2 separate regions of the Homo sapiens genome follow, and region 1 is linked to region 2. The links are chromatin loops, found by intact Hi-C in ENCODE. Cell type or tissue: MCF 10A. All regions are shown on one strand. Links, peaks and the distances in the headings refer to the core of each region. The heading gives the core; the rest is flanking DNA. Region 1 overlaps LOC124902263 (a long non-coding RNA gene). Region 2 overlaps DAB2IP (DAB2 interacting protein).

Evidence for each region. A loop is a pair of places that touch in the nucleus more often than their neighbours do. Peaks named below come from ENCODE experiments on the same cell type or tissue, not always from the same donor. Only the 100,000 strongest peaks of a DNase experiment are listed, where the experiment ranks them.
Region 1: a loop joins it to region 2, with 7 times the contacts of the local background. A loop is called at or near these places in 6 of 110 quality-filtered maps.

The regions. Positions count from the first base shown.
Region 1 is chr9:122,095,094-122,110,744 of GRCh38, forward strand. LOC124902263 (a long non-coding RNA gene) reads left to right here. Exons shown (of 2, transcript XR_007061757.1): 2 at 81-307. Among named protein-coding and RNA genes, the nearest start is that of TTLL11, 9.6 kb to the left of the region's middle. In MCF 10A, for the core only: a CTCF peak has its summit at 4,383 (motif pointing right); a DNase peak (open chromatin) is centred at 4,388.
Region 2 is chr9:121,678,364-121,694,014 of GRCh38, forward strand. It overlaps DAB2IP (DAB2 interacting protein), which reads left to right. Exons shown (of 16, transcript NM_001395010.1): 2 at 315-418. Among named protein-coding and RNA genes, the nearest start is that of DAB2IP, 35 kb to the left of the region's middle. RefSeq lists enhancers at 5,936-6,436, 8,804-8,953. In MCF 10A, for the core only: CTCF peaks have their summits at 6,192 (motif pointing left) and 8,696 (motif pointing right); a DNase peak (open chromatin) is centred at 8,698.

The DNA of each region.
Region 1 (15,651 bases), core at 888-8,887, 410 kb after region 2:
GGGAGTTGCCATCATTTTAAAGCCAAACCAAGGAGAAAGCTCTCCCCTCCCACCTGAGGGAGCCGCATTTGTTTTTTTAGGAAGTGGGGTTGAGAAGGTGTAACAGCACCCCAGACTGACCACAGCGGCCACGACTGCACACAGGGGAACTTTGCCTCGCTCGACACTACAGGGTGAAAGAAACACAGAAGTTGTCAAGGAACGTGGCCCCTCTTCCTCTCTCATCTCTCCAGGTGTCTTGTTTCTTTGCTTTAGTCCAGGGGTTTCACTTGCTGAATAAACTGCCTTGAAATGTCCAAGTCATAAACTTAAGAGATCCAAACCTCCTTTTTAGCAGCAGAGGGCGCTCGCATCTGTTCCCTTCATGACTTTGTTTCAGAGTTTCTGTAAGCATGGTCGTCTGGCCACTTGCATGGGAACAACCCGGGGTGTTTATTTAAAATGCAGGCTCCTGGACCCCACCCCCAGAGACTGTGATGCAGCACATCTGGGTGGACCTGGGAATCTGCATGTTAAATTAGCTCCTCCGCTGATTCTAAGGCAGCGGAGGCAAGAACCACTCATAGAGTCTGATGCAAGTCCTCTGGAAATTCTTGGAGCTGTCCGTGGTATCAGTAAGAAGGCCTCACTGTCCCCCCATTTCTCTCCACAAACCTACCCCCCAAATCCTGTCCCTCCTCCTGGTGTCCTTGATCTCAGCAAGTGGCACTACCTTCATTCAGTCATCCATGCTTGAAATTTGCCGAGATCGCGCCACTGCACTCCAGCCTGGGCGACAGAGTGAGACTCGGTCTCAAAAAAAAAAAAAAAAAAAAAAAAAAAACATATATATATATATATATATATATATATATATATATATATATATATATAAAAACTGGGCATGATGGCATATGCCTGTAATCCCAGCTACTCGGGAGGCTGAGGCACAAAACTCATGAACCCAGGAGGCAGAGGCTGCAGTGAACTGAGATCGCGCCACTGCACGCCTAGGGCAACAGAGCGAGACTCATTCGAGAGAGAAAAAGAGAGAGAGAGAGAGAGATCTCCTCTTTCCTCTCTTATCTATCTCTATCATCACCACCCCAATTCAGGCTTCTGCTGATAGCTCACCTCCAGCTCTGCCACACACCCACCCATTCTCCACACCAGACCTGCCACTCTCCTGCTTAGAAACCTCCCCTGGTTTGTCACCATCTACAGATAAAGTCCAAGAACATTGATTGTCCTAAGAGGCCCTTCCTGATTACAATTTCTGAAATCAACCCCTCTCCCTGCCTCCATGCCTTTGTAAACATTGTTCCTTCTGTCTGGACTTCCCTTCCTTCATGTCTGTTCTTAGACAAACTTTTCCCAGTGCCTCAGGCAGAAATAGTTACTCTCTGTGCTCTTCTATTCACACCCATAATTCTCATCCACAACTCTCAACCCTGGTCTGTCTGTCACACTATCTAGAAATCATCTCAGCCTCCACCATTAGTCTGGGCAAGAACAAATCTTGTCTGATTCATCTCTGTATCCCCATCTCTTGGGTCTTGGAACACAGTGGCCCTTGCTTTGTTCATGGTAGTATGAACAAAGTAGTATGGATGTATTAATGAATGAGTCATTTTCAGCCTCATATGTCAAATCTGTAAGGACAATCCCATATAGAAATATTCATTTTGGCTTCACATCCCGAGACCTCTTCTGCCTCAGGGCCTTTGCACATGCCCTCTGCCTTTCTTTAGATCTCTGGCTACTGCTCCTTCATTATTCAGTGTAAATGATACATCTGCACAGATACCTCTGATCTCTTCATCTAAGTCAGACTTATTCAGATGAAATAATTATGCAAGAGAGGAAAATAGGAGGTGTCATGAGGGAGTATATGATTAAGTGCCAATGAGGCAAAGAGTAAAAAATAAAATTCATCCAGTAGCTCAAGAAATAGAGAATTTACTGTGAATTAGAAAGCTAGACCAGGCTTCCTATAAGAGAGAGACTATAAGCTGAGTCTTCGAGGTGGAGTAGGAATCAGGTTGATAGAAAGCTAGGTGGGGTGGTCACTGAAGAGCTATGGATAGGGCTGCTGCAGTCATGCAAGAGGCCTTGCGGGCGTTGAAATCCAATGTGTGCAAAGCCTCACCCATCATGGCTTTGGCCATGGGATGGGGGTGCTTTTGCCCATTGGCTTAAAGACTCCCAGGGCTCATGGAGGCCCTGTACTGAGAGGGAAGATGAAGAAAAGGTGAAGCAAGATTTAAGAAGGGGATAATCATCTGCTTCTTCAAGAGGGCAGGGAGCAGACTGGACCAGTTGAAATACAAGCCTCTGAGCAAGGGAGAAAAGAAAGGAAACAAGGCCCACTTGAGCCCGACTGTCAGGTCTTTGAATACCATGGCACCCTTGACTTCTCAGGAAATTCTAAAATGTGTTAGTGGAAAATCCAAACCCACATGAGACTTCTTCAAGAAAAGCTTTAGCTGTGTCTGCTAAGAAGCAAAAGCAGGTTAGATTTCAGGACTAGGATTACTTCCAAAAAATACACAAATGTGAAAATAAAGTTCTCCGGGAGTTCTCTCCTTTTCCTTCCCAGCACTCACCATAGTTTACAGTTGGAGTGTTACTTGTTTGTTTACTTGTTATAGCCTGTCTTGCCAGCCAGAGTCTGGGTGCCAGAATATAAAGGGTGTGTTGTTCTTGCTGACCACAATATCCTAGTGCCTAGTTCAGTGCCTGGCACAGAGTAGGCATTCTGGAACTGTTGAATGAATGAATGAATGAATGAATGAATGAATGAATGAAAAATTAGACTGCCCAGATAGTCAACAATTAAAAAATGGTTAAGTGAATGATAGCAAACGCTGTCAATGACAGCTTCAGCCGCTTAGGAAAATGTTGATGATGTAACATTAAGGGAACTGGTGCAAGCATTGCAATTACAATGCTTAAAAAGTGCTCTGCGTAAACAGGGCCTGGAAGAATATAGAGACAAATGAGAACAGCTGTGGTGCCGGAGACACGAGATCTTGCTTAAAATTTTCCACTCAGTTTTGGCAAACCGTAACAACCTTGTGGCTCTTCATATCCTTGAACCTTGAAATCAATCTCATTTCTAGAGACTGCTGATAAGAGTCGGAAAGACAAAGCTTTAGGTAGTAATCTGTTACTGGTGAGTAACCTCTCTGCGACAGGCACTGTCCTAAGCATTTTGCATACATCATGTCATTTAATCTGTAAACCAGCTCTGGGATGGGTCCCATTGTTAATCACATTTTACAGATGGTGAAGGAAATGGCTACTACTCCGAGAAGAGAAGGCGCTTGCCCAAGTCACAGCTAGTAAAGGCAAAGACAGGATTCAAACTCAGAGTGGTCTGACACCAGCACCAGCTCCCAACACCCACACTTATTCACACACCAAGACTTTGTCCACAAAAATACTCAACATACATTTAAACACCAGCGAGTTTAATCCTCAGCTCTGTGAAAATTATATGCAGGGAAAAACACTGGAGGCAGATATGCCAAAATATTAGTAGTGGTTATTCTGGGTGATGGAATTAAGGGTGACTTATTTTCTTCTTTATTCTTTTCTATAATTTCCACATTTTCTACAATGAGCACGCGTTGCCTTAATAACTGGAAAATCAATGTACTTTTAAATTAAAATTTTACCTTAGTTGTTATTTCTCAATGCTCAGAGTGTTCTTTCTCTAATAGAAGTCTGACCATGTCAGTCCTCTGTTTAAAACCCTCCTGGGGACCCCTGAAGCTATATGGGAAAGAGCTTGTTTTGTTTTTGTTTTTGAGACAGGGTCTCACCCTGTTGCCTAGGCTGGAGTGCAGTGACACGATCTCCACTTACTGCAACCTCTGCCTTCTGGGTTCAAGCGATTCTCATGCTTCAGTCTCCCGAGTAGCTGGGACTACAGGCACTCCCCACCACACGGGTTAATTTTTGTACTTTTAATAGAGACAGGGCTTCGCCATGTTGGCCAGGTTGGTCTCAAACTCCTGACCTCAAATGATCCACCCATCTCGACCTCCCAAAGTGCTAGGATTACAGGCGTGAGACACTGCGATCGGCCGGGAAGGGGCTTGTTTTGACACTGACCTCACCATGTCTTCACCACTCCCATCCCATCCACATCCCAACACCTTGTCTCTTTCCCCCAGATGGACTTGCTGTAAAATGGACTTTTACAGCTGTCAAAGTCAATTGACTTTTTAAATTTTTAAATTGACGTTAACAGCTGTAAAAGTCCATTTTACAGCAAATCCATTTGTGGGGAAAGAGACAGGAGGAACAAATGGTCCAGGAGAGAAGGGTGTGGGGAACTTTTGCCCCAGCTGGTTGTTTCTGCCCTATTAGTATCAGAGGTCGCCACCAGGTGGCGCCCGAGGTCCAGTTTTTAAGAGGGAGAAGGCTGAAGCGCCTCTGAATCGCGAGCTCTGCCCAGCTAAGCTTGCAAACACACACATTTTTGCACCTCTGGGCTTTTGCCACTATTGCTCTCTCTGCTGGGTGCACCCTCCCTCACAGCTCACCTGACCCAATCCGCTCAGTTTATCCTTCAGGCCCAGCTACAAAATCTCCTTTTCTTAGGGTATGGCTGAGCTCCCGGGGGCATCCAGTTCCCGGAAGGCGGCGTGGCCGATCTTAATGAATGAGCAAAAGGCGTCATGTTCAGTTTCAGGTTAACTTTTTCTCTAATAGGTTGTTTCTTTCTTATTGTCAGTAGTAGCCATTGTTCATGGAGCACATCTGTATGTCGAGCCTCGTTGTGTATTTGGGCATTTAACTGAACATTATTTTCCCCACAGCACAGTTTAGCCTGGAGGCTGAGCACGAGTTGAGTTCTGAAGCTGACAGCCTGGGTTCAAGTCTTATCTCTCCCACTTTCTGGCTGATTATACTTAGATAGGTTACCTGGCTCTTCTGTGATTCTTTCCTCACTGTGAAAAGGTGAAAATGATAGTACCTACCTCCCGGTGTTCCTGTTACTTTGAGGATTAAGTTAGCCACCACATGGAAAAGCATTTAGAACAGAAACGGCCGGCATATACCAAACCCTCAAGTAACCTGTTGATCTCTGTTATGCCCCTATGTCCCTCTTGGCTTTATGATTCTCTAGAAAGCAGTGACATCCCCTCCTCTTGGATCTGCTTTTATGACCTCTCCACCCCATGCTAGGCTGCATTTCCCCATCCCCACAGACCAGGAGTTTCTGGAGGACTGGGCTGTGGTTGATTCAGTCCCCTGGGCCCCCAGCACAGGGCCCAGCACAGAGTAAATGGCACTTATGGAATTGGATTATGAATTATTTAGCCTGGGCATTGTTGCCTTAGGTTTTACAGTTCTGTATCTACAGGTATGTCAAGGGATATAGGGGTGAAAGAGGAAATTACCGAAACAAAACAGTTTTGACATTTTTATTGGAGGGTAATATACACACAGAAAACTTCGATGGATTTTCATAAACTGAAAAGACCGAAGAAACCAACACCCAGATCAAAAATCAGAACATCCCCAGCACCCTGGAAGCCCCACCCTAGGGTAATTGCTTTCCTGACTTCTAATAGCATGGATTAGTTTTGTTTAAAATAAGATACATTTTAACTGATTCCAAGTTTTAAGAACCCACGTCATACATTATGTGCTTAGGTGGAGAGGCATAAGGCCAGAGGCTATTTTCAAACACAACAGCAGACAGTGGGACCCACAGTGACCAACAGCCCACTGGGGTGGGGCCCTGCTTCATGGCTTGCAAAATGCCATATGATATCTGTGCACCGAGTACCCCTTTCCACTTCTGCACACCCATGTGTCCATGCTGTGCGTGGAAGTCAAGGAGGGACGTCCCAGAAGAGGGGACAGGGACAAGAGCAGGGCGCCTGGCAGAACCGATCACTCAGGGAAAGGCCCTGACAGGTGAACTAGGGAACGTAAGGGGGTGCTGGGTGTGGGCAGGAGGGGTGTGGTAAAGACATGCAGAGGCTGGCAAGCTCAGGGTCAGAACAAGCCCCTTCACTGCCGGCACAGTGGCTCACACCTATAATCCCAGCACTTTGGGAGGCCGAGACAGGCAGATCACTTGAGGTCAGGAGTTCGAGACCAGCCTGGCCAACATGGCGAAATCCCATCTCTACTAAAAGTACAAAAATTAGCCAGCGTGGTGGTACATGTCTGTAGTCGCAGCTACTCAGTAGACTGAGGCATAAGACTTGCTTGAACCCAGAAGGCAGAGGTTGCAGTAAGTGGAGATCGTGCCACTGCATTCCAGCCTGGGTGACAGAGATCGTGCCACTGCACTCCAGCCTGGTGACAAAAACAAAACAAGCTCCTTCCCATAGCTTCAGGGGTCCCTAGGAGGGTTTTTAGCAGAGGACTGACTGGTCAGATTTCTATTTCAGAAATAAAGCTCTGCACGTTGAGAAATAAAAGTAAGTTAACATTTATTGTCCTAAACCCTTTACGTGGATTATTGAGTTTATGGCTCACAGCAACTAAGGAGGTAGACAGCAGTGGTCTCCCACTTTATAGATCAGGAAGCAGCACAAGGAAAGTAAGTGGGTGCCCAAAGTCACTCAGCTGGAAGTTCTGGAGCTCATATGCCAACCCGGGCCCAGAGCCTGACCCCTAACTTTATTCTACCTTGGAAGAGGGCTTGGGGGCAGAATCGGGGTGAGGAGACCAGTGAGGAGTCTACTGCAGTTAAGCAGCCCAGAGGTGGTGGGGGGCGGCTGTGGGAAGGGGACCGAGATAGGAGGGAACTGGGGCCCTTCCTGCTGCTCAGGCTCATCAGCATTGCCCTTTCCTCAGGCACCAGGAGCTTGGACTGGGCTCCCCTCTCACCAGCCAAATTTCAGAGACTCCCAGTTTCCTCCTCCTCCCTCCTCACTGTCCCCAAAAGACTCATCCTTCCAATGCTTTCACTTTGCCAAGGAAGAAGCTTAGGAGATGGCAGTAAGTCTGGGGTCCCACAGCCCTGGTCTGTACCCTGGGGCTCAACAACTTCATGAAAGGGTCTCTGGAAGCACTGGGGAGCCTGCCCCCTCTAGTTATTATCCTGAGGATGAGTGGAGGTGATCCTGGCTTCCTTCCCCCTGGGCCTCTTCCTCCAGGGCATCCCTGTCCCTGGGAGATTAGCTTGAAGCTGCCATCAGCCTCAAGGATAGCACCCCCTTGTCTTGGGGGGATGAATGGTCACTAGGAGACCTCCAGACTAGCAACACCTCCTGTGGAGCCCCTGCCCTGGGAAGCCTCCTGGAGAAGGCTGATGGAAGACAGAGGTATCTTTGGGCAGCCACACCTGGCACCTGGTGGACAGACATACCTGGAGGGGCAGGCCGGAGGGAGGTGAAGACAGCTTTAGGGAGAAATTGGAGCTGCAGATGGAGGCCTAATCTTGTCTGCTCTGAGAAAGAGCCCTAGGAAAGAAAGGAAGAGAGAGAGGAGTGGCGGGAGGGAAAGATGGAGGAAAGGAAGAAACTTACATTTGCTTAACACTTCCAGTATATTGGGAACTTGATATAAACAAACCTTCACAGCAAGATTATAAGCCTCTGTAGTGTAGAGCAGGAATCAGCAAACTTTTTCTGTAAGGACTATATAATAAATATCTTAGGCTTTGTAGGTTCTGTCACAACCACCCAAGTCTGCCATTATCATGAGAAACCAGCTACAGACACCATGTAAATGAATGAGCTAGCATGGCTGTGTTCCAAACTTTATTTACAAAAACAAGCAGGAGGCTGGGCACGGTGGCTCATGCCTGTAATCCCAGCACTCGGGGAGGCCGAGGTGGGAGGATCTCCTGAGATCAGGAGTTTGAGACCAGACTCACCAACATCGAGAAGCCCCATCTCTACTAAAAATACAAAATTAGCCGGGCATGGTGGCACATGCCTGTAATCCCAGCTACTTGGGAGGCTGAGGCAGGAGAATCACTTGAACTCGGGAGGCGGAGGTTGCGGTGAGCCAAGATCGCGCCATTGCACTGTAGCCTGGGTGACAAAAGCAAAACTCCATCTCAAATAAATAAATAAATAAATAAATAAAAATAAAAATAAGCAGGAAAGATCCTCCACATCATTCACCATCAAGGAAATGCAAATCAAAACCACAGTGAGATAGTGCTTCCCATCCACTAGGATAGTTAGAATCAAAAAGACAGTAAGTGTGAGGATGTAGAGAAACTGCAGCTCTCACACTGCTGGTGGAAATGCAAAATGGTGCTTTGTTAACAGTCTGGCAGTGCCTCAAATGGTTAAGCATACAGTTACCATACGACCCAGTGACTTCATTCCCAGGTGGAATGAAAACCCAAGAAAAGTGAAAACGTGTCCACACAAAAACGTGTACACAGATGTGCATAGCAGCACTATTTATAATAGCCCAAAAGTGGAAACAATCCAAATGTCATCAAGTGATAAATGGATAAATAAAAGGTGGTACATCCATTCAATAATATATTATTTAGCAATAAGAAGGAATGAAGTAGGCCGGGTGCAGTGGCTCACGTCTTTAATCCCAGCACTCTGGGAGGCCGAGTCAGGTGGATCACCTGAGGTCAGGAGTTCCAGACCAGCCTGGCCAACATGGTGAAACCCCATCTCTACCAAAAATAGAAAAATTAGCTGGGCATGGTGGTGCGCACCTATAGTCCCAGCTACTCCAGAAGGTGAGGCCGGAGAATCACTTGAACCCAGGGGTCAGAGGTTGCAGTGAGCCGAGATCACACCACTGCACTCCAGCTTGGACAAGAGAGCGAGACTCTGTCTCAAAAAAATAAAAATAAAAAGGAATGAAATAATAGATAATGTAAGAAATTTATCAGTATATAATGATACTAATTTCCAAATTGAACAGGTTTATTGTGTATCCAGCCCAGTGAATAGAATAGGCACATACCAAGCCATATCATGTTAAATTCTGATAGACTGAGAAGGATAAAATCCTAAATATATCCAGAGAAAGAAAGTAGGAGGGACAGTGAAAACACAAGGAATGGGAAACAGAATGACATGAGATTTCTCAACAACACAGAATCTAGAAGATAGTAGAGCAGTGCCTTCAAAATTATAAGTCAAAGTGATGGAGAATTCTATACCCAACCAAACTATCAAGTATGAAGCTAGAATAATATTTTCAGACATTCTAGGCCTCAAAAATTTATATTCCAAGTACACTTTTGAGGAACAACTGAGAATGTGCTCTCCCAAAATGAGGGAGTAAAACAAGAAAGAGGAAGACTTGGGATTCGGAAAGTAAGATTTATAGCAAACATGGAAATTGTTTTTAAAAAGGAATAAAGTACTGATACATGAACCTTGAAAACATTATGCTAAGTAAAAGGAAGTCAGACACATAAGACTATACATTGGATGATTCCATTCATATAAAAAGTCCAGAATAGACAAATCTACACAGAGAAGGTAGATTAGCGGTTTTCTAGGGTTGGGGGGCATGGGGAAAATGGAGAGTGATGGTTAAGAGGTACAGGGTTGGCCGGGCACGGTGGCTCATGCCTGTAATCCGAGCATTTTGGGAGGCCGAGGCAGGCAGATCATGAGGTCAGGAGATTGAGACCATCCTGGCCAACATGGTGAAACCCCATCTCTACTAAAAATACAAAAAAAAAAAAAAATTAGCTGGACGTGGGGGCACGCACCTGTAGTCCCAGCTACTCAAGAGGCTGAGGCAGGAGAATCGCTTGAACCCAGGAGGTAGAGGCTGCAGTGAGCCGAGATCGTACCACTGCACTCTAGCCTGGGCAACAGAGCGAGACTCTGTCTAAAAAAAAAAAAAAAAATGGAGGTAAAGGGTTTCCTTTTCAGGATGATGAAAATAGATCATGGTGGTGGATACACAGTCTTGACTATACTAAAAACCACAAATTGTATATTTTAAACACATGAATTGTATAGTATGTGAATTATATCTCAATAACACTGTTTAAAAAAAAAAACACGCACTGGGGCACATTTGGTCCATCCACCAAAGTTTGCTGACCCCCGATGTGGAGCAGTCAGACTGCCTGGGTTGGAATCTACGCTCTTCTTTACAACCCTGGGCAAGTTTTATAACTTCTCTGTCCCCTGCTTTCCTCGTCTAAAAAGTGGAGTGGGGCCGGGTGTGTGGTGGCTCATACCTATAATCCCAGCACTTTGGGAGGCCAAGGTGGGAGGTTCACTTGAACCCTGGGGTTCAAGACCAGCCTGGGCAATATAGGGAGGCCTCATCTTAAAAAAAATTGTTGTTAATAAAAATTAAAATTGTAGTGATAACAATAATACCTCAGAATGATGTTGTGCAAAGTTAGTGAGTTGAAATACAGATGGCGCCTGCACAAAAACGCTCTACAAATGCTGGTGATTACTATGGTTTCCATTTTAGAACTGAGGAAACTGAGGCTGAGACAAAGGAAGGCTTTTATTCAGCCACACAGTGAGTAAGTGACAGATTTGAAGTTCAAGCCTCAGTCTGTCCAGTGCTAAGTCTGTGTTTTTTCCATTCCACCACTGTATTATACAGTCACCTCCTGGCCATGTCCTAACCTCACTGAGAGACCGTGGCCTGGCCCTACACCCTCTGGCCTTTCATTTCTCCCATGCCAAATGAAGAGTTTGGCACAGATGCCCCTTGTATTAGTCTGTTTTCACACTGCTATAAAGAACTGCCCAAAGGCCAGGCGTGGTGGCTCACACCTGTAATCCCAGCACTTTGGGAGGCTGAGGCGGGTGGATCACGAGGTCAGGGGTTCGAGACCAGCCTGACCAACATGGTGAAATCCCATCTGTACTAAAAATACAAAAATTAGCTGGGTGCGGTGGCGGGCGCCTGTAATCCCAGCTACTCAGGAGGCTGAGGCAGGAGAATTGCTTGAACCCAGGAGGCGGAGGTTGCGATGAGCCGGGATCGCACCATTGCACTCCAGCCTGATGGACAGAGTGAGACTCCGTCTCAAAAAAAAAAAAAAAAAAAAAAAGGAACTGCCCAAGACTGAGTAATTTATAAAGGAAAGAGTTTTAATTGACTCACAGTTCAGCATGGCTGGGGACGCCTCGGGAAACTTACAATCATGGCGGAAGGCAGAGGGAAAGCAAGCACCTTCTTCATAAGGTGGCAGGAAGGAGAATGAACTCAGGAGGAACTACCAAATACTTATAAAACCATCAGATCTCTTGAGAACTCACTCACTATCATGAGAACAGCAAGGGAGAACTGCCCCCATGATTCAGTTATCTCCACTTGGTCTCTCCCTTGATACGTGGGGATTATGGGGATTACAATTCAAGATGAGATTTTCAGTGGGAACACAGCCAGACTGTATCACCCCTTAAGAGCTCTGTTATCTATACCGACATTTTACAAATCGGTAAAGAAGATGATAGGGAAATGTGGCGTCTTTGGCCAGGCTCCATGCACCAGGCATTCCTGTGCCATCACCACTAAGCCTAGGGGATGATTTCCTGTCTCCCTCACTGGACTCACGTGCCAGCCACTGGAAGAAGAGGAGATGCACCATACTCTATCTGCAGGTAACAAAATAAAGGCCAGGCTTGTGCAGCAGTAAGCTGGAAAGAAAATAACTGACAACACGATACCATCTTAGATTCTCCAAGGACTCTGTGAAGGCAGAGAATAAACATTACATTTCAAACAACTTTTCCTAAAAGGTCAAGAGAAATTGAAAGTAACCGCACTCTCCTAACAACAGCCTTCTCTCTTGGAGAGCTGTCAGGGTTTAAAAATATTTTACAAAGCAATCATCTGCATGCCATCAAGAGAGATGCCTCACTCAGGTCAAGAAGCAGGGGCTGTTGAAATGTGTCAGTGGAATTGTGCTAGGAAAAACCCACCACTGATAGCTCAATTCTAACCTAACTTTGGAAAGCAAGTTAAAAGTAAAAATAAAAATAAACAAAGGAAAATCAATCCAAGTGTTCCCAAGTGGCCCAATTTGAGAAGAAATCCTTTTCCTTCTCGGTTTAAGGGGCGAACCGGATGGACAAGATAAAGGTACATAATGCATGCTCCTGCACCAGTACCTGGCCTTCCAGGTGCCTCAGGCTCAACTGATGCTTCCTTCACTCTGGCCTTCTGTGCCAAGGCCTGTGCTGGGAGCTCCACACAGGGATGAGTAAGACAAGGCCCCCGGGGCCTGGTGATTTTCTCTGTCCACCGAGAGGCCAGGCGCATCCATAAATAACGGCAGAGCTTGAAGTGATATAATAGACAAACAGGGCAGTCAAGTTGGGCCTCTTAGCCAGGGTGACCTTTGAATGGGCATCTGCAGCAGGGAGAGCTCACCAGGCAGATGGGGAGGGGTGGGGAGGCTTTCTAGGCAGGGGGGCTGGCTCGTGCAAAGACAGAAGTGTGAATCAGCCTGGTGCAGGTGGCCAAAAAGAACAGTGTTATGTGGGACATCCATATAAAGCAGTGGATGGGGGAGGCTGCAGAGGCAGGCAGGGCCAGCGAGTGACACAGGGTCTTGCAAGCCTGGAGAGTGAGTGTGAGCAAAAGCCTGTGCTCAGCGGCAGGGCACTGCAGGTTTGGAAGCAGAGCGGGACAGGACTAGATCGAGCTTTTCCATATGTTTCTGGCTACTGAGTAGAGAAAGACTTGGAGGGAGGGAGTCTGGAGGCAGCTGGCCAGAGCCTGAACTAGGCATTCATTCATTCAACACATGTTCATGGAACATCCACTGCGTGCCAGGCACTGCTTCCAGTGTGGGGTAGTTTGGACTGTGGGGATGGACAGAAGGGCACAGACCTAGAGATGTGGGAAGTAAGGTGGGAGGTGAGGAAGGGGTGGAAGTCCAGGGGACTCTCTGGCTGTGGCTTGCCCAACTGATGGATGGATGGTGTTACTGGCTAAAATGAAACCAGAAGGAGAAGCAGGTTTGGGAGACAACAGTGAGCTCAGTCTTGGAGTGTTGGTTTGAGATGTCTGCGGAGCAGTGGAGACCTCTCCAGCCTACATTTGCTTCAGTGCTGTGTGACAATAGCCTGGATGTTGGAGTTGTCAGATATTGTCCCTGTCTTCAACTTTCCCTGGTCTATATTTCTGGAGCCAGAGAAGCTCCAGGGAAATGCCCAGGCGGAGTGGGGAAAACCTGTGGGAATTTGCTTGTTCAGAGGAGACAGGATGGGAGAGAGAGGAAGCCGGGTGTGGCTGAGGAATCTCGGGGAGGAGAGGATCTTTGACAGCCTGTATGCCTCCAAAGGAAGCCACGGAGCAAGGGAACAGACTGACCTTCCAGCTTCGATTTTCTGTCTGTAAATAGGATTGATAAAATTGTTGAGGATTAAACCAGACAGTTCAGGTAAAATTGTTAGCAAGAGACCAGGTCCATAACATCCGATCTCTAAGTGACTGATGTTTTTATTAGTTTGTTGGGCCCTGGATGCAGCTAGGGCCCAAGCCCAGAGGTTTGGGGATGCATATTCAGCTCAAGGCCAGGAAGAATCTTAAAAGGCCAGGTGTCCCGGGAGGGAGCGAGGAGAAAGGGGGAAGGAGTCAGGAAGGCCAGAGCAGATCAGCTGGGCACCCCCCATCCCCAGACCCCACCCCTGGTGAGGGCCTCAGGCTGCATGCTACCACCGATCCTCTCTTCCCCTGAATCTGGGAGCCAGGTACCTGTGCAGGGTGGGGCAGGGAGGTGGCAGGGTGTACTGGCCAGGAGGCAACAGAGGCCGGCAAGAGGAACACAGCTGGAGGGCACTGGCATGCGAGGGAGGAAGCCTGGTGAGGGGACAGCTTGGGCACCCCAGGGGTGAAGGCCCCGTGTTTGCACCAGGAGGAAGAGGTCCAGCGAGGAACTGCATAGCAACCAAGGCCTGTCCCACCTGGCCCTGCCTCAGGCAGGCTGCCCTCAGGCAGGGGGAATTGACTAATCCCCCAGCACCACCACCTTCAGGGATACCCAGTCCCAGAGTCCCAAAAAGATAGGCCAGGTCAGCAACAACCCACCACCACCACCTCAAAAATACAGCCTTTCCAAGAAAACCACCCCAAACCAGTTCAGGACACGTCCCCAACAAGTGAATAGAGACAGCTGGCCACTGGCTTCCTGGGCCTGGCTTTGGCCTGGTCCCCAGGGAAAGGTGCTTGAGGGCTGGGGTTTCTAACCAGCCCCATGCTATTGCCCACCTGTCACTCCCCATGGAGTGTGGGCGGGGCTTGCAGAGGAGCCCTCTGCACGGGGGATACCAGTGACATAGGGGCCTGTGTCTGCTAATGCCTCTCACTTTCTCCACTCCCCTGACCTCATCCCATTTCTGGTTCTAACATGAGGGTCAAATCTATTTGGAGGTCAAGGTGAGGCAGCAGGAGAGACCTTTCAGGTTCCTCCCAGCATCCCAGGCCTCTGTTGCATTCAGCAAGCACAGACTTGAGCCAGGCACTTGGACACAGACAAATCCTCTTGCCCACACTGACCCCCAAGCATCACACTTCCATTCTCCTGGGCTGCCTCCACCAATGTCTGCCTCTGGGAGTCTTATCCATCCTGCAAGGATGGGCTTCAAGGACACCACCTCCAGGAAGCCTACCCTGACTGCACCTCCTTTTCTCTCCCTATGTCTGCCTGAGCCACAATGATGCTCCCTCCTTTGAACTCCTGCATCCCTTTCTCTGACCCTGGTCTTAGGTTTATTCATGGCAGGACAGGCTCCCCCAAGAGGCCATGAGCTCTGAGAGCAGACCCAGTTTGAAGCAACAGGGGATGCTTTTTGAGCACCTCCTGGTCACCGGGTGCTGTGGTAGTGTGACGTGCTCCACCTCATTGACATTGACCCTTCGCTCAGTGCTGTGAGGTGGGCACTGAGACCATCGCCATTCTACCATAGAGAAACTAGGCCACTGCTTGACAAGCCAGTCATGGGAGCAGGGACTGTATCTGCCTCGCCCAGAGAAAATAAGAATGAGCGGGGCCCGGCCAGCTGTTCTGCAGCTCTGCCCAGTGCCATCTGCCCGGAACCCACTCTGCTGCCACCAGCTCTGCTCCACCTGCCCTTCCAAGCTTCAGCCTCTGTTTTCTGAAGGGCCCCTGGCCAGCTAGGAGCCTCCCTCCCAGGGCACGGTATAACCTGGGATTCCTCTCAGCTGGGGTCCTGGACGACTGGGTCTGGGGGTTTCAGGATCACCCGACCTGACCCGTGGCAGCCAAGGTGGCTGGCCAGGCTGCAACCCCCCCACCCCACATCTATGTATGCCCCGCTGCCCGGCCCTGGAGCTGCCACCTGCTTTCAATCTTCAAACGGCTTGTGCTTTGAGGACCCCAAGTTCAGTTGGTCACAACCCTGGCCCCCAGAAATACCTTAAGGTGGCCCATGGGCCCTGGATGATCTGCTCCCCCACCCTCTTCAAACCCCATCCTCACATTCCATTTCCCAGCCATTGCTCCAAGCACCACTTCCTCCCACATGCTGGCTTCTCTCCTCAAGGTCATGACACCCAAAGCTTCCTCTTCCTGGCCAACTCCATCATCCTCCCTGGCCAACTCCATCATCCTCCCTTGCCAACTCCATCATCCTCCCTGGCCAACTCCATCATCCTCCCTGGCCAACTCCATCATCCTCCCTTGCCAACTCCATCATCCTCCCTGGCCAACTCCATCATCCTCCAGGTCTCTGCTCCAAAGTCCCCTCCTCAGGGAGG
Region 2 (15,651 bases), core at 4,780-12,779:
CCATGTGTGTGTGTCCATTCTTCTGCTGATGGACCCTTGGGTTTCCACCATTTGGCTGTTGTGAACATTTGCATACAGGTATTTGAGTACTTGTTTTCAATTATTTTGGGTTATACCCAGGAGTGGAATTGCTGGGTCATGTGGTACTTGTATTTTTAATTTTTGGAGGAACTGCCAGACTTTTCCATAGTGCCTGGACCATTTTCTAGGGACCGGTTTGTCTGTTGTCCTGACTGGGATGGGAGTGGCAGGAGGCCCTAGCTGTGTGGCCTTGGCTGTTCTTGTTCAACCTCTCTCTCCTCCTCTGTTGGCAGAGTCGCCTCAAGAAAGGCCGGGCTCTCGGCGCAGCCTGCCTGGCAGCCTTTCCGAGAAGAGCCCCAGCATGGAGCCCTCGGCCGCCACGCCGTTCCGGGTCACGGTAACTATCTCTGCGTCACCAACACCGCCACTGCCACCACCATCACCACCTCGCCCGGGGTGCTGCTCTGTGACCCCACGGCCCCCCTTCCTGGAGCCTCATGGACCCGGAGAGCATCCGGCCTCCCTTGCTCTAGGTATCCGATCCCTCAGCTGCTCCCATCTCCGTGGCTCAGCCCTGGTCCCGGGGGCCACATGGGGGGTCCCATCCTGAGAGGGAGGGGGCAGGTGGAGGACAGACAGCACCGAAGGCTATGGGGCCCAGCGCTGAGCTGGCCCGGAAAGAGAAGAGGCTCTTGTTAGTTTAGATAAATGTACCCTTGAGGGCGCACACACACTGTGCTTCTGCAACCCCGAAAAGATGCACTATTTTTGTTTCCATATATTTTAACACCTCTCATGGCATACCATAATTTAAATCTTTCTTGGTGGTACATAAAATAATGCTATATATTATAACTGATGATGGCTTAGAACCGACAAAACACAGAATATATATCATAGCTATTGAACTGAGTGGTCCCCACAAGCACACAGACTTTTTAAAAATTACAAACCTAAACAACTTTATGGAAACAGAACCCAATGACCCTTAACGTCTGACTGTTCATACCCTTCTGCATTTGTGCATGTACACACACACACACACACACACACACACACACACACACACCAGAGTTCTGGGTCCCTTCACTCCCTCGTTCAGGAGCATTACTGTGTGTACCTCTCTCCAGGGCTGTGCCAGGCACCAGAAACGCAGCGATGACATAGACACATTCCTTTCTCCACGGAGCTCAGGTCTGTAGGTCAGGTGGATGTTGGATGGTTTGTTCATCCATTCATTCACTCATCAGTTATTCTGGCATGCCTGCTGTGTGCAAGCAGAGGAAAGAAGGTTCTGGGTGGCAGGAACAGAGAGTGTGCAGGCCTGGCTGTCACTGGATAGCATCATATAGGGGCTCCAGGGGAGCTGGAAGTGATTGGCTATTCACAGTGGGTTGGGAGGGGGTCCCACGGGAGCTGGCTTTTGAGCTGCATCTTGAAGGGTCCGTAGAAAATGGCTAGGCAAGGACAGAGAGAGAGAGAGAGGGACTTCCGGGGAGGGAGAACAGCAGTTGCAAAGGTATGGAGGCACCCTAGAAATTTCCTCTGCTTGCCATAGGGCTGGCTCCTCATCCCTTGGGCATCAGCTCAGATATCAGCTCCTGACCACACCACCTCAAGGAAGCCCTCTTGCTTTTCCGCCATCACAGCAGCCTGCTCTTCTGTTTCCTAATACTTAGTGTCAGCATGAGAATGTGAGCTCATAAGGTCAGGGGCTGATGTGTTTGTGGCATGCAGAACTGCTTGGTGGAGCTGGAGTTGAGGGGATCTGGAGGACAGTGTAGGAGGTGAGGCTGGGAGGCCTGGCCGAGTCAAGGTCACGTGGAACCTCCAGTACCAGGCCAAAGGGATGGGGCTTTCCCCAGGGCCACTGATTCTCTCCACTGCCAGTATGTTATAAAAATGCCTTAAAAACTAGCTTATTGTCCTTCTTTAAGATTTCAGTCCACTGGGCCAGGGCAGGGCCTGGGAACCTGCATTTTAACAAGCTTTCCCCAGGAGGTGATTCTGAGTCCCCAGCTGGGGGTTGAGCCCATGGGCAATGAGGAGGAAGCCTGCGCTGAGACGATTCAGGGTCATGGCCCTGAGTTTGGCCAGGGGGTCTCAGGAAGCTGGTCTCCAGCCTGCAGGGAGCGCTTGGAGGCTGGGACAAGGGTGACCCCCATCAGCTGGAGCGAAGACCAAGTTCTGATCTCTCTGGATCCCTGGGGCCACAGCAGGCAGGGTGGGCCTTCAGGGGGACCCTAGGGAACGATGACTAATAATAATTAGTAATAGTAGCCACCTCCATTGATGAAGTGCCTACTGTGTGCCAGGCACTGGGCTCACTGTCCTACATCCCTGATCTCTTTTTTTTTTCTTTTTTTTTTTTTTTTTGAGACAGAATCTTGCTTTGTCGCCCAGGCTGGAGTGCAGTGGTGTGATCTTGGCTCACTGCAACCTCTGCCTCCCGGGTTCAAATAGTTCTCCCACCTCAGCCCCCCGAGTAGCTGGGATTACAGGAGCCTGCCACCACCCCCAGCTATTTTTTGTATTTTTAGTAGAGACGGGGTTTCACCATGTTGGCCAGGCTAGTCTTGAACTCCTGACCTCAGGTGATCCTACCACCTCGGCCTCTCAAAGTGCTGGGATTACAGGCATGAGCCACCACGCCCAGCCTACCTGATCTCTCTTCATCCAGGAGACACACCTACAGCTGAAACATTGGTTACCCCATTTCCCAGGTGAGGAAACAGGTTCCGAGAGGTAAAGTCACTTGCTGCCCAAGCTCCAACTGCTACTAAGTGGCGGAACCAAGATTCGACCCCAGGTCTCTGTGACTCCAGGGCATGAGGCACACCCATCCTCAGGCTAGGAGGCGGATCCATTGCCCCACACCCCCCCAGAACCCCATCAGCATCGCTTTTCCGGCTATTTCCCTTTCTGAGTTGCTCTAATAGGGGTATTATCACACCTTAAAGTTTTTATAATTTGCAGCTCTTTAAGTGACAGCTAGGATCAGTGTTTTCCCTGTAGTGGTGTCTTCATTCTGTCTCCCAGGGTAGAAACCACCTTCAGTCAGAGCCAGCCTTGGGAACCTCGAGCTGCCTGGGACTCAACTCGCAGTCCCACCTGCCCGGTTAGGGTCTGCAGGATGGAGAGCGTGTTCAAGGTGGTCGTTTTGCCCACTTCTCATGGCAACCCTCTAGGGGAGGCACCATTAGTGTGCCCATTTCACAGGTGAGGAAACTGAGGTTCAGAGGTGAAATTCTTTAGCTGGTGTCACTCAGCTCCTGAGTCAGGACTGCCGGACATCTACGTTTTGTGTCCTTTCCTGGGCACCTTGGTCCTTAAGAGATGTGATTTGAGATTCTCTTCTGGGCTGGGTGCTGGGAGCTGAGGGGACTGGAGAACTCAGAGGTGGGGATCTGGGTTCAAATCCCAGATCTTCCATGACCCATGTGATTTCAGTAGCCACTGAGCCTCTCCGAGCCTTGTGTTCTTGACAGTAAAATCTGGAATGACAGACTTTGCTTGGACTGTGGACTTGGTGAATGTGGTCGCCCAAGTCTGACCCATGGTAGGTGCTTCATGGATGAAATCCATCATTAACATCCAAATCGGGTTTCCATTTTTGGCTGTAAAACATCAGTAAAGATCTAGGAGGGTTGGAGTACAGGCAGAGGACAAGGTGTTTGGGGGAAGGTCAGTGGTGAGCCTGGCCTGGGCCTTGGGGACAGTCCCTCACACAGACCCTGTGCAGGGCCAGAAGCACCCTCCTCCCTCCCCTAGCCCGTAGCACACACTTGCTCACTTACAGGCTCCCAAAAGCTATGTCCTCACGTGCTCAGCTGACTTTTGCTCTGTGTAGACCCTCGAGGGAACCCAGGAAACATGGTTTTGCCTCGGGGAGGCAGGGGAGATGCCACAGGATGTACTGGAATAACTGCCACCTTCACTGCCATTTCAAACCCAGATGGCAGGCTGTCAGCATCTCTTACAGGGGTGCTCCGCAGGGAGAATCAATGAGTCACGGTGTAAGGTCTACAAGGCTCAGCCTGTCCACCTTCTCCATGGAAACTGAGGCCTGGGAAGGGCTTGTCAGAGGTCACCACCCAGCTGACAGCAGTTCAGGAGCCTGGGTTGTTTACACCATCACATGCCACCCCTCCTCATTTTGTGAGTCAGCCGAGGACCTGCAGCCACTCTGTAGGGCATTGAAGGCTCAGTGCTAGTCCTGCCCCTGCCTCTTGTAGACTGTATGACCCTGGGAGAGCCTCAGTTTCCCCTTTTGTGAAATGTGGGGGATGGACTTTGTAAGGCAGCGTACAGTTCAGGCATAAATAGGTGCTTAAATGTTCTGGTGCAGTAGCTAAGAGAATGGGCTCTAGAGAGTTCCCCGACCCAGGTTTCAGGCCCTGCACAGCCTCATACCAGCTTTGTGGCTTGCTCAGGAGTGGAACTTTTCTGCCTATCTGGGACAACTCCCTCCCTCCTATAGGGAGAGTTGGGGGGTAGGGGAGTGGCTCTCCAGGACCACACAGTGCTACGAGGCTGGCATGTGCCCTGCAAGTTATAGGGGGCCCTGAATGAGGATGGGGGAAGGGGCCTGGGAGTAGATGACCAGAGAGGCTTCCTGTGCATCTGTGGCCATCAGCTCTCAGGCTCCTGAGATTCAAACCCAGGTCTGTCTGCTCTGTGCCAGTAGTGTCTCCTGGAAGGGAAGGAGGGAAGGGTGGCAGGCAGCAAGCTGGGGCCCTGGATCTGCATAGACCAATGGTCAGACTGGGTCTGGGGGCTTTGCATGTGCCCACCCAGCTTCCCCAGGCCCTGGACCCCTTAGCAGCAACAGCATGCTGTTCTTTCTCTCCTGCCACTCCATGGCAGAGGAGCCGTGGTTTGATTTGGGAGGCAAAGAGCTGATGACTCTTCCTGGTCTCCCCACGAGCTCCTTAGCCTGCTCCCTTCCCCAGCCCCAAACTTCCCTGTTGCGGGCTGGGTCCTTCCTCCCTCCCTCCTTCCTCTGCCCCCACCCCCCTCCCATCAACCTTGAGGATGGCTGGCAGGCCTGGGGTGTGGGAGGTGGCAGAGGCTCAGGGAAACTTGACAGCCAATTGATTCCTCCTCGGGAAGTTGAAAGTGGAGAGTCGTGTTTGAAGGTTTAGCTGAAATTAGGTCTCAGGGCTATTTTTTGCGAGATGGAGAAGGAGAAGTGTCAGGGAGGGGAAGGCCCAGGGGTCTGGCAGAAACTGCAGATAAACTCAACATTGGGTTGATTATGGATGCTTCTAGGAGCAGGTCTTTGGTTTCTTTCAACAACTCACTTTTATTGGTGCTTGGTTGTGCACACCCTGCATAGGATGCTGTGACAGAACAAGGAACAGTTATCTCTGGCCAGGAAGGACAGGGAAGAATTCTTAAAGAAGGGACTCTTGGGGCTGGGCTTTGAGGAGTGTATAGGAGTTCGTCAGGAACCAAGGGAGAAGAGTATTTCAGTTAGTGAAGTGAATAGAAGGAAACAAGCTAATGGCCCTGTGTGATTGGAGTGCTGGATGGGTTCAGGGCCTGGAGAGAAGAGTGAGAGACCTTGGTGGGTGAGCTAAAGCCTTTGGACTTTCCCCTGCAGGATACAAGAACCACAGTGGATGATGGCTGTGAGTGGAGCTAGCAGTAGACCTCTGAGCTGTGGACCTCAGGTTTTCCAGCTGCTCACCCCTTTTCTCACTCCTGTAGCCTCCCTGCACCCTCCCCATGTTTCAGCTGTCTTTCTGTCACACAAACTCAAGAAACAGGCATGTGAACACAAACATGCAAGCTAGTGGGTGACCCTCCCGCCCATGTCACCATGGAAAGGCTGTTGGAAATTAACTGGTTCAACCCTTCCCTATACAGAGGAGGGACTGAGAATCATAGACGGGAGGGTCCTTTCCTGAGGTCACACAGCATGTCTAGGGTAGGGCCTGGAGTTGAGCCCAGGTCTCTGTCCCTCTCCCCCGCATCCAGTGGTCCTCACCCCTTACTCCTTCCTGTCCTCTCCTCCCAGCACCTGGATATCAGCCACCCCGTCTGAGCTGAGCCCTTCTCCCAGCCCCCATCACATTTCCTGGGAGGAATGGGTGTTCTTTGGTCCAACTGCCCTCGGAGCCCCACGACAGCTCCTTCCCGCTCATCTGCACACTGCCCCCTCCTGGCCACCAGGCCCCAGCCCCAGCTGTAGAGGGACCCGAAGTTTGGGCTGCGGGCTGCCTGAAGGAGGAATGCATGACTTCAGGTCCAGGAGGGGGCATTCTCTGCTCCCTGCAGAGCCGGCCCCGCTGCCCCCCATTTGTGCCCCTTCCAAGCTACGGAGGCTCCGGGTGGCTGTTGGGGTGGGGAACAGAAAAGCCAGCCAGGCTCACAGATCAGACAAGCCAGATCTGTCCCAGGGTATATGGGGAAACTGAGGCCTGGAGAGGAGCAGCTTGCCCAGGATACTTGCTGGGGCTCCCTCCACTGGCCCAGGCTGCTGTGGGTCCATCTCAGATGGTCGTTCACTTGGGACATATTTATGTTTGTGGCCCATCAACCAGTGGAGGGATGTCAGCCACGTGGTCCTGGCTGTAACAGGGCGGTAGTGCTGGACCCCTGGGTGGGGTCCCACCATGGGCGCCCCAGTTTTCTCCTTGAAGTATGAGGAATTTGCTTAGTTCTGCTCTGTGAGTCAGTCTCCTGACCCAGCATCCGGCGTGTATTCAGCGGATGGGCGGGGTGGTGGAAGAGCAAACCCTGCCCCCTCCGCCCCCTCCACCCTCACTCCCTCCATCCCTGCCCTTCACGGAGGCTGATTGGTATTAAACTATTCAAACCCAAAAGGAACATTACCGTCATTTTGGTCTGTGTCTGCCTTCCGCGGGGGGCATCCCCCTTTTCTGCAGAGGGAGTGTTGGAAGGTGGGACTCAGGAGTTGTCCGGGGTGGCCAGGGTGGGGCAAGGATGTTCTTCGGGGCAGGAGTCTGGGGACAGGGGGTCTTGGAGCCTCCTGAATCCAAGACCAGGCTAGTCTGAGGCCTGGGACAGAGGTGGGACTGCTGCAGTATTGGTAGGGTTGGGAGGCTGTCGCCCCACCCCATTAATACACAGGAAGGTGGTTTCATCAGCTCCATTTTACAGTTGAGGATCCCAGGCTTAGGGAGGAGAGAGGCCTGGCCTCAGCAGGTCTCCAGCTGGTGGGTGGTAGGGGCAGGAGCCCAGCTCTCGTCTGCGAGCCTTGCTGCGGTGTGAACGAACTTACTTTCTTCTCTCCTTTTGCCTTTCTTTATTCTTTCTTTCGATAAATTTGCCATCATCACCAACTATGTGTCAGGGCCTATGCCAGTCATTGAGGATACAAAGAGGATGAAAACGTAGTTGCTACCTGCAGAAATACAGAAGGGCCAGCCGGGGCTTGGTGAAGTAATTTCCAGGCAGGTGAAGGGGAAAGGACATTCCAGGCAAAGGCCAGGACATGGGAAACAGCATGAGCAAATGACAGCAGGAACTGAGCGCAGTTTGGGGGCTGAAATGTGAGGAAGTGGCTGGAATGGAAGCGACAAGAGATCCACGGCAGTGAACAGAGCAGATGGGATCTAAGGCCATATTAACAGGAGTATGAGGTCCTCAGCAAGGGAGGTGAGGTGGGCCAGAGTAGGCCAGAGCAGACATGGAGTGCAGCATACTTGACCAGGCTAGGAGAGTCTGGAGCTCCTTCAGTGGGCAGAGACCAAGACTGGGTGGGGATCCAGCATGGGGTTGGGGGGACAAGCAAATTGCTTTTCTCAAGCAGGTTCTCAGGAGCCTGTTCCAACCCCCCCAACATCTGTGCTCAGAATGCCCTTGGGCAGGGGTAGGGGGAAGAGCCCACTTCAAGGATCCCTGGAATCTTCTGCCTCATCCTGGCAAGTGGCAGCTGGCTTGGGCAGTGTGAGTGAGGAGGATGGAAGTGAAGGGAACAAGCCAGCCTCTGTACCCCCTCCTCTTCCTGCCCTGGGGACTTCCAAATACATCAGAAGGCCATCCCTGTAAATTCCATTTCCCCAGCCCTGCACTTAAGCCTGTTGGGCAGCATGGAATCAGATGAACTGGTTCCCGTTAAGGTGTAAAGGCCACCACCCCAGTCCCTGCCAGGTTCAGTAACTGGCGAGTGGAATGCTCTCTGTGGGGGCCTTTCTTCCTCTCTTCACACCCACTCAGGGTCTTGGGGTACAGTGCTGGCCTCTCCCAGGGATAGTCCCCCCAACCCAGGGATGAAGCAGGATTAGAATCTTGGCCACTGCTCCCTTCTGTAGGATGGCTCAGGCAAGTTGCCCCACTCTCTTTCCCTGTCTGTAAATGGGCAGGAACCCCTCCCCACAGAGTGGCTGTGAGGGCTCAGTGCCTGGCACAAGGCAGCATTCCCCACACCTGTTCCCTTTGCTTGTGTGAGGGGTGCACCTCCACCCCACATTTCCTCCAGAGCCCCAGGTAACTGGGCAGACCCCTCCCACTTCCATACCCTTCCGTCACGGCCCCAAAGCAACATCACCCCTGACTGAACTTCTAGGGCTCAGCCCTGGCAGTAGAAGGTGGAGAGGGGCTGGAGGGGTTCCTAGGGGACCAGAGACCAAGTTCTTAGGTGGTGAGTTCAGATGGAGATGGAGGTGTCTGCGCAGGGTGGTTTCCTGCCAGTTGGGGGCAGCAGAGGGTAGCAAGTGGACTTCTGGGTGGCTCCTCCCAGTGAGTGTTGAAGTCCCAGGGGTTTGTGTGTCAGGGGCCACAGGGAGCTGGCCCAACAAGGTGTTAGCTGGCTAAACAAGGTGTAGAACATACTGCTGGGGGCTGGGAGCAGCTCAGATCCGGGAGCACCTGTCAATGGCTGGGCCTGGCATGACTGGCTGTGCCAGCTGGGCCTAGGTTGACCAGAAAGCCAGGGGTTCTGAAAGGGGACCCTGGTCAGGGACACTGGATGGAACAAGGTCTGGGGCTGGGACAGCTGTCCACCAAGAGAAAGGGCACAGGGTGAGGTGGACCAGCATGTGATCTGTCAGGCAGGGCTGCTGCACTGTGGTCACCAGGCTGGGGCCAACAGACACTCAGTCACTGCCACCCTTTGATGGGTTATAGGCACCTGTTCCACCTACCACTGCTTTGAGAGGGGGTAAGGCGGGCATTGTGGGAGAGGCAGGGTGGTGGTCAGAGCTTGCACTCCAAGTCCCACTGGCCTGGGTTCGAATCCCAGCTCTACCACCTCTGCTGTCTGTACGATGGGGGATTTTGAATCCTGTTCTGCATAGTACTCTGAGTCAGGCCCTGTGCTGAGCACTTTCTAAGTATTGTCTCATTTAATCCTTACAACTCGAGGCTCAGATAACACAAATCTCACTCATAGAAGGTGACAAAATCAAGGCAGATGGGGAGTGAAGAGATAGCTGAGGGTGGCTCCTCTCATGGGCCTGGATCTTGAAGTTCTCACAGCGCCTGGACCATAGCATGCAGCCCAGTCTTTGCTAGTCAGTGCTGTTTTTCTCTTCATCTTACGGACGAGGATGTTGAGGCCCAGAGAGGGGAGGTGCATTGTCCTGGGCCACACGGCTTGCAGGGACAGAGCTGAGATTTGGACCCAGGCCTCCCCATCTCTCTGCCTTATCTTGTCCTGCCCCTACTTTGAGCAGGCCTGGCCCTAGGGGTCAGACACCCCTGGGATAGGAGAGAACTGCTCTCCTCTTGTCATCCTGCCCTGTGGCCCTGCAGGTCCTCCCCTTTCCTGGGAGGTGGGGGAGCCTGCATGTCAGGGGCAAGGCTCAGACGCCTTCATTTTCCCACCTCCTCATGCTACAAAAATGAAACGATCAAGTGGTATTTTGGTGGGATTACAGACATAATTATATCTGAGTTGTCAAGCGGCAATTGTTGTTTCCAAAGCCAGGAGGCCCTCTGTGGAGGTGGCAGCAGTGACATCTGTTTCTAACACAAGGCTCTGCATCGGGATGAGTAACTTCTCCTGTGGAATTGCTTAAAGAACGTCTAAAACGAGCTGAGCTTGTTACTCCCCTGCTCCAGCACCTTAGATGGCTCCCAGCAGGGTGGGGGATCCAGCTCCCCGGCCTGGCATTCAAGCCCCCCAGGCTGTCCCAGCTTCCACGCCTTTGTGTGGGCGGATCCTTCTACCCACAATTCCTCCCCATCTCTCTCTGTCTCCAGAGCTCACTAGTGCCATCCAGGGCTCTGTCCAGGTTGCAGAACACCCCATCTGTACACGCTCCCTCACGGACTCTGTGACTTCATGATCCATCACTTCTGTCTCTCCCACCAGACGGTGGTCACCTTCTCAAGGACAGGGACTGTTTCTGATTTGTCTGAACTCCCAGCACTGGGGCAAGGACTCACCTGTGGCAGGCTCATGAGGGGCTTGCGGAATGAAGGTGCACGAGACAGAGAGAGACAGGGAGTAAACGAATTAAATGGAGTAAGCGCAGGGTGAGCAGGGAAGAGGGTGAGCCGTGACCTCTCCACTTCTGCCAGCCCCCACACTTCTGCCAGCCCCCACACTGGGTGTCTGAGGCCAGAGTGGTCCCCTGCCTTGGGAGGACAGGTCAAGACAAGTGACCCAGCCCACCAGAGGCCAGCAAGGACACCAGCCCTTGCCTTGAAAAGTGCCGGACGTGGTGGCTCATGCCTGTAATCCCAGCATTTTGGGAGGTTGAGGTGGGTGGATCACCTGAGGTCAGGAGTTCTAGACCAGCATGGTCAACATGGTGAAACCCTGTCTCTATTAAAAACACAAAAAATTAGCCGGGCGTGGTAGCGCATGCCTGTAACCCCAGCTACTATGGAGGCTGAGGCAGGAGAATAGCTTGAACCTGGGAGGTGGAGGTTGCAGCGAGCTGAGATCGCGCCACTACACTCTAGCCTGGGTGGCAGAGTGAAATTCCATCTAAAAAAAAAAAAAAAAGAAACTGACCTTGACTCCACCCCATACCCATGGGCCTTCTGAGGCCAGGACTCCCAGGTGAACCTTGGCCCGCAGATGGTAAATCACCCAGGAGAAATAGCCTATAAAATCCTCTCCTAAAATGGTGCATTTTGTATTCTGTAGTGAAAAGGGCTTTTAAAAGCACTGCTTACTCAGGTGGATTTATGGAGTTTCCCCCACCCCTCCCTCCCACTAGTGTTTACTGGTCCTCAGTCCTGGAGCTCCCTGGGGTCCTGTTTTTTCCTTGGTGGCTCTTGGTCCAGGGAGAGAAACAAGATAGCATCTCTTTCCTGCCTTGCTGCCTTGGGGCCCCCCGGGCCAGCTGGGTGCCTGGAAGTGCAGGGGAATCCTACCCAACAGAAGCTCCCTGTGGCCCAGCGCAAACCTGAAAGTCCCACCATTAGTGCCCATTTGTCCCCGGGAGACTCCCCCCCCATGTGTTGTCACCTGCAAATGGGTCACCAGGGAGGCACAACAAAGCTGGAAAGAATTCAGAGATCAGCTAGACTAATCCCCGCATTGTACAGCAGGGAAACTGAGTCACAGAGCAGCTTAGGTGCTGGCTCAACGCCTCAGTCTGGTAATGGAATTACATGAGAGCTTTAGCTCTGGAGCAGCCTGTCTGCTGTGTTGAACCCAGCTCTGCCGCTTCCTGACCGTGCGGTGCTGTGCAAATTAGTTGCCCTTTCTGAACTTCTGTTCTCCCATCTGCACACTGGGTTGTGAGAATTAAAGAGAAGTCATGGGAAGCTCTAATACAGTGCCTGAAGCTTAGACAGGGCTTACTAAACACATCTGACTAATTCTCAGCAGCGTGTTGGAAGAGCCCTCATTAGTATTAATAGCAGAGCTGGGTTTTGACCCCAGACTTATAGACTCCAAACGTGGTTTTCTTGCCACTCATGCAGTGCACAGAGCACAGGATAGGGGAGTTTTGCTGGGGAATGAGCACTAAAGTCAGCAAGCCCCGGGAGGACTGGCTGGGACCTCAGTGATAGGACGTGCAGGCAGGCGGAGATAGTATAGACCCTGCTGCAGGGGTGTAACCTCCTGGTGGAATCGGCTTCCTTGCAGCCACGAGGCCCTGGGTATCCAACTCCCCACCCCTTAGCCAGGGCTGGCTGAGAGCTTAAAGAGCTGATGAGGTGTTTGTAGCCATCCAGACCTCTGGGACAGGCTTATTATGCTAAGGCAAGTGTCAGCTGGAGGATCTATGGGACAATGAGTCACTCCCTGGCTGCTCTGGGTTGTCACATCCCAAGCTGAGACCTTGGGAATGCGTAACTGGTTTCTGTTCGCTGATGCCCGCCTAATCCTGGGCACTGGCAGGTACCAGGAGGGCTCTGCTGACGTCCTCAGCTCCCCTCCCAGCTTCACCTTTACCCTCTTCAAATCTGGGCTCCCCTCTTTTTCCTCCGTTAGACTCTCAGTGTTCCTTAGGGTTCCCCTTTACTTGGGTGTCCTCTGCCCTGGGGAAGGGATTACAAGCCCAGGCTCAGGTGGTGGTGTATAACTTGGAGGCTGGAGGGACCTGTGATAACTCCAGGGGCCTCCCAGGGCAGCCAGACTCCCCGCTGTCCTACCTCTACACCTCTGCTTATGCTGTGAGTCTGCCTGGAATGCCTTTATGTGGCTATCCTGCCCCAGCCAATCTCAGCAAGCCCACCTGCTGTCCCACCTTCAATGTTTCTAAAATGCTGTCAAAAGCTGCCTCCTCCAGCAAGTCTGCCCAGATTGCTCCCAAGTGAAATCCTTTTAAAAAGCCCCACAGAGCACTTTATCTTTTTCCTTTTATATCATTAAATATTTGTGAATTCATTCAAGAAATATTGAGAGAATACCTGCCAGGCGTCCAGCACTGGAGACCCAGGTTGCCATGGCCCCTGCTCTGGAGGCTTTACAGTCCAGTATGGGGTGGGGGAGGCACTAAACAAACACACTTATAATTACAACTGTGGTAAGTCTACAGGGAGACCTGGCCTAGTGTGGGGACATCCGGGGAGGCCTCTAAGAGAAAGACTGAGGAGGTACCTGAAGGGTGTGGAGAGTCTTCCTTCCCAGGCAGGAGGAACAGCCCAGGCCCTTCTGGCTAACGGCTGGGCTGGTCTCTGGTGGTCAAAGGAAGTGATAGCAGTGAGCCGAGATCGCGCCACTGCACTCCAGCCTGAGGACAGTGAGAGACTCCATGTCAAAAAAAAAAAAAAAAACTATGACCATGAAAGTGATCATGACCGCAATGATAGCAGTTCGTATTTATTGTATGCAGGGAAATGGGCTAAGTTTCTTCCATGCGTGATCTCATTGAATCTTCACAACTACCTCGTCCCCATTTTACAGAAGAGGACACAGGCATAGAAGGTTAAGTCATGAGCCCAAGGCCCCAGAGCCATTAAGTGGTGGAATCCCCTGCTCCCACCTTCTTCCGGAGGAAGGATGAAAATTATTTACATTTTACCTGGGGATTCCTAGAGATTGAATTACCCTTAGGACCTAAAGAGGTGTGTCAAACAGTGGAATTTCAGCTGTACTGATGGGCAGGAGAAATGTTTAGGGCAGGAAGCTTCAGCTCTTGCCAGGGAACAGAACTCCAAAAGTCACAGGTTCTGGGAGCTGTAAGCTGTAAAAACGAGCTTTGAGTGTGAGAGAAGCAAACAAATTGTCCAAAGTGAAGCCCTGCGAGAAAAGCAGGGGGAGTTATCTTGGAAGCCGTTAAGAGCTGTTTTCTTGCCTTGGTCCTGAGATCTGGGCTCCTAACTCTGGAGCTTCCTGGGCCACTTGCCCTTCCTGTCCTGGTTGTGAATGTGAGCACGTGAGGGCCAGCGTGTTTAGCTTGTGTGTCTGCACAATTCTGCTGGTGCCTGATGATAGCTGAGTACATGTGTATATTTATTGGCTTATTTCAGTGTATTTGTATGTTAGCTTGTATGTTTCATGGCTGTGTATGTGTGTATTCGTGTGTGTGCTGATCAATGTGTATGTGTTTGTGTGTGTCTGTATGTGTGGTGGCACTGGGGTACTTGTATGCTTACACATACATTTCTTTGTGGGATGCCTTTCCTGTGTGCATTTGTATGCATGCCTGTCCTTGAACTTGTGTATGTTTCTGGCCCTGTATATTTCTCTATGAGAACATGTTTAAGTGTGTCTTTCCAGGCAGTATTTTAACTCAACAGTGACCCTAGAGTGTCAGGGTCCAGCCTCTTCCTGGGGCTTCCCTGAAGGCTCTCAAGGCCTATGAATTGGTTTTCTTTGTTTGACTTAAGTAGTCTGGCTACCTTCTCCAGGCGGAATATGTGGCGATCTCACTGGTATGAGATTGTAGAGGATTCTGTGGGCATAGGGTGGCCTGTGAGTAGGTGGCCACCAGGAAGTCACCAACTTAATCCCAGCTTAAGGTGCCTCCCCTCTTTCGCCTGTCACAGTGTCTGACATTCCATTAGTGAGTCATTCTCCAGCTGGGACTCTCTTTGATGGTGCATACCCTTGAGGGGAGGAGGCCAGAGAAGCCCGGCAGCCTGCTGAGGGTAGAGACCGGGGAACAGGGAAGGGGAGGGCAGGAGGAATGACGCATCTGAAGGATTTGGGCAAAGCCAGAGAATTCCCTGATGCCATTAGTGCCTAGCTTGGGGCGGCCCAGGCACCCTGGCCCTGGCAGCTGCTCTGACTTTATAGAATCATCAAATATCAGCGCTGGAAAGGAGCTTGGTGATCACCCAGTCTAGCCCCTAGTGTTGTAGATGGGAAGACTGTGGCCCAGAAAGAGGAAGTGTGGGCAGACTGGGAGGTTCTTGAAGCGTGGATGCTGAAGATGCAAAGAGCACTGGGCAAGGAGCAGGGGACCCAGGTTCTAATGGCTCCGCCTGGTGACGCTGGGCAGGTCCCACTGCCCTCTGGGCCTCAGATGTCTCCTCAGTGTCACTGGCCTGGCTGCCCTCTGTGGGCCCTCCTGACTCTCACTCTGTGACTCTGGAAGCAGGACCCCCACCACCCCCAGCCCTTTTCTAGTGCCCCCACCAGCCTGCCGCGGTGTCAGGTCGGCCTGCCAGCTCATGCACCCAGCATCTCTCCCCTCCTGGAGCCGAGAGAGGTGGCAGGATCTGGATGGGATCTTCTCCTCCCTTTCCTGTTTATTTAGATGTGCTTTTGGCATTCGGGCAAAGCCCCAGAAAGATATTGAGAGACATGCCTGTCAAAACAGTCTCCCTTCTCCAAGGCTCTCTCTTTGGGGATGGGCCTTAGAAACTGCCATGGGAGGAGCCGGGCCTTGGCGGAGGGAGGGCCCACAGGGTTCTGCCTCCATCCTGAGTACTGTCTTGGGGTTCCCCAGTGGGCAGCTGAGAGCTTAACGGGTGACAAAGTTCTGCCAGGCCCACATGCCCATCTGCAGCAGCCCAGGTCAGTCTGTTGAAAGGGGAGAGGGTGATGAAGACAGGCCTGGAGGAAGAATGCAAGGACAAATAGATGCTGGGCTTGGGGGAAGGAACCCGCCCTTGATTGAGCACCTACTATGTGCTAGGCATGTTGCTCAGTGCTTCGTATTCAGTTGAGAAGCAGTGCCTTTGAGACCATTGGTGACGTGGGGCTCCCGGGTGTCCAGGTGGCGGTGCTGAAATGCAGATCCCTGGTTCCCTAGGGGCTGCCTCCTCGGCTGGGAGTGTGGCACAGACAAGGACAGCACTGGGCAA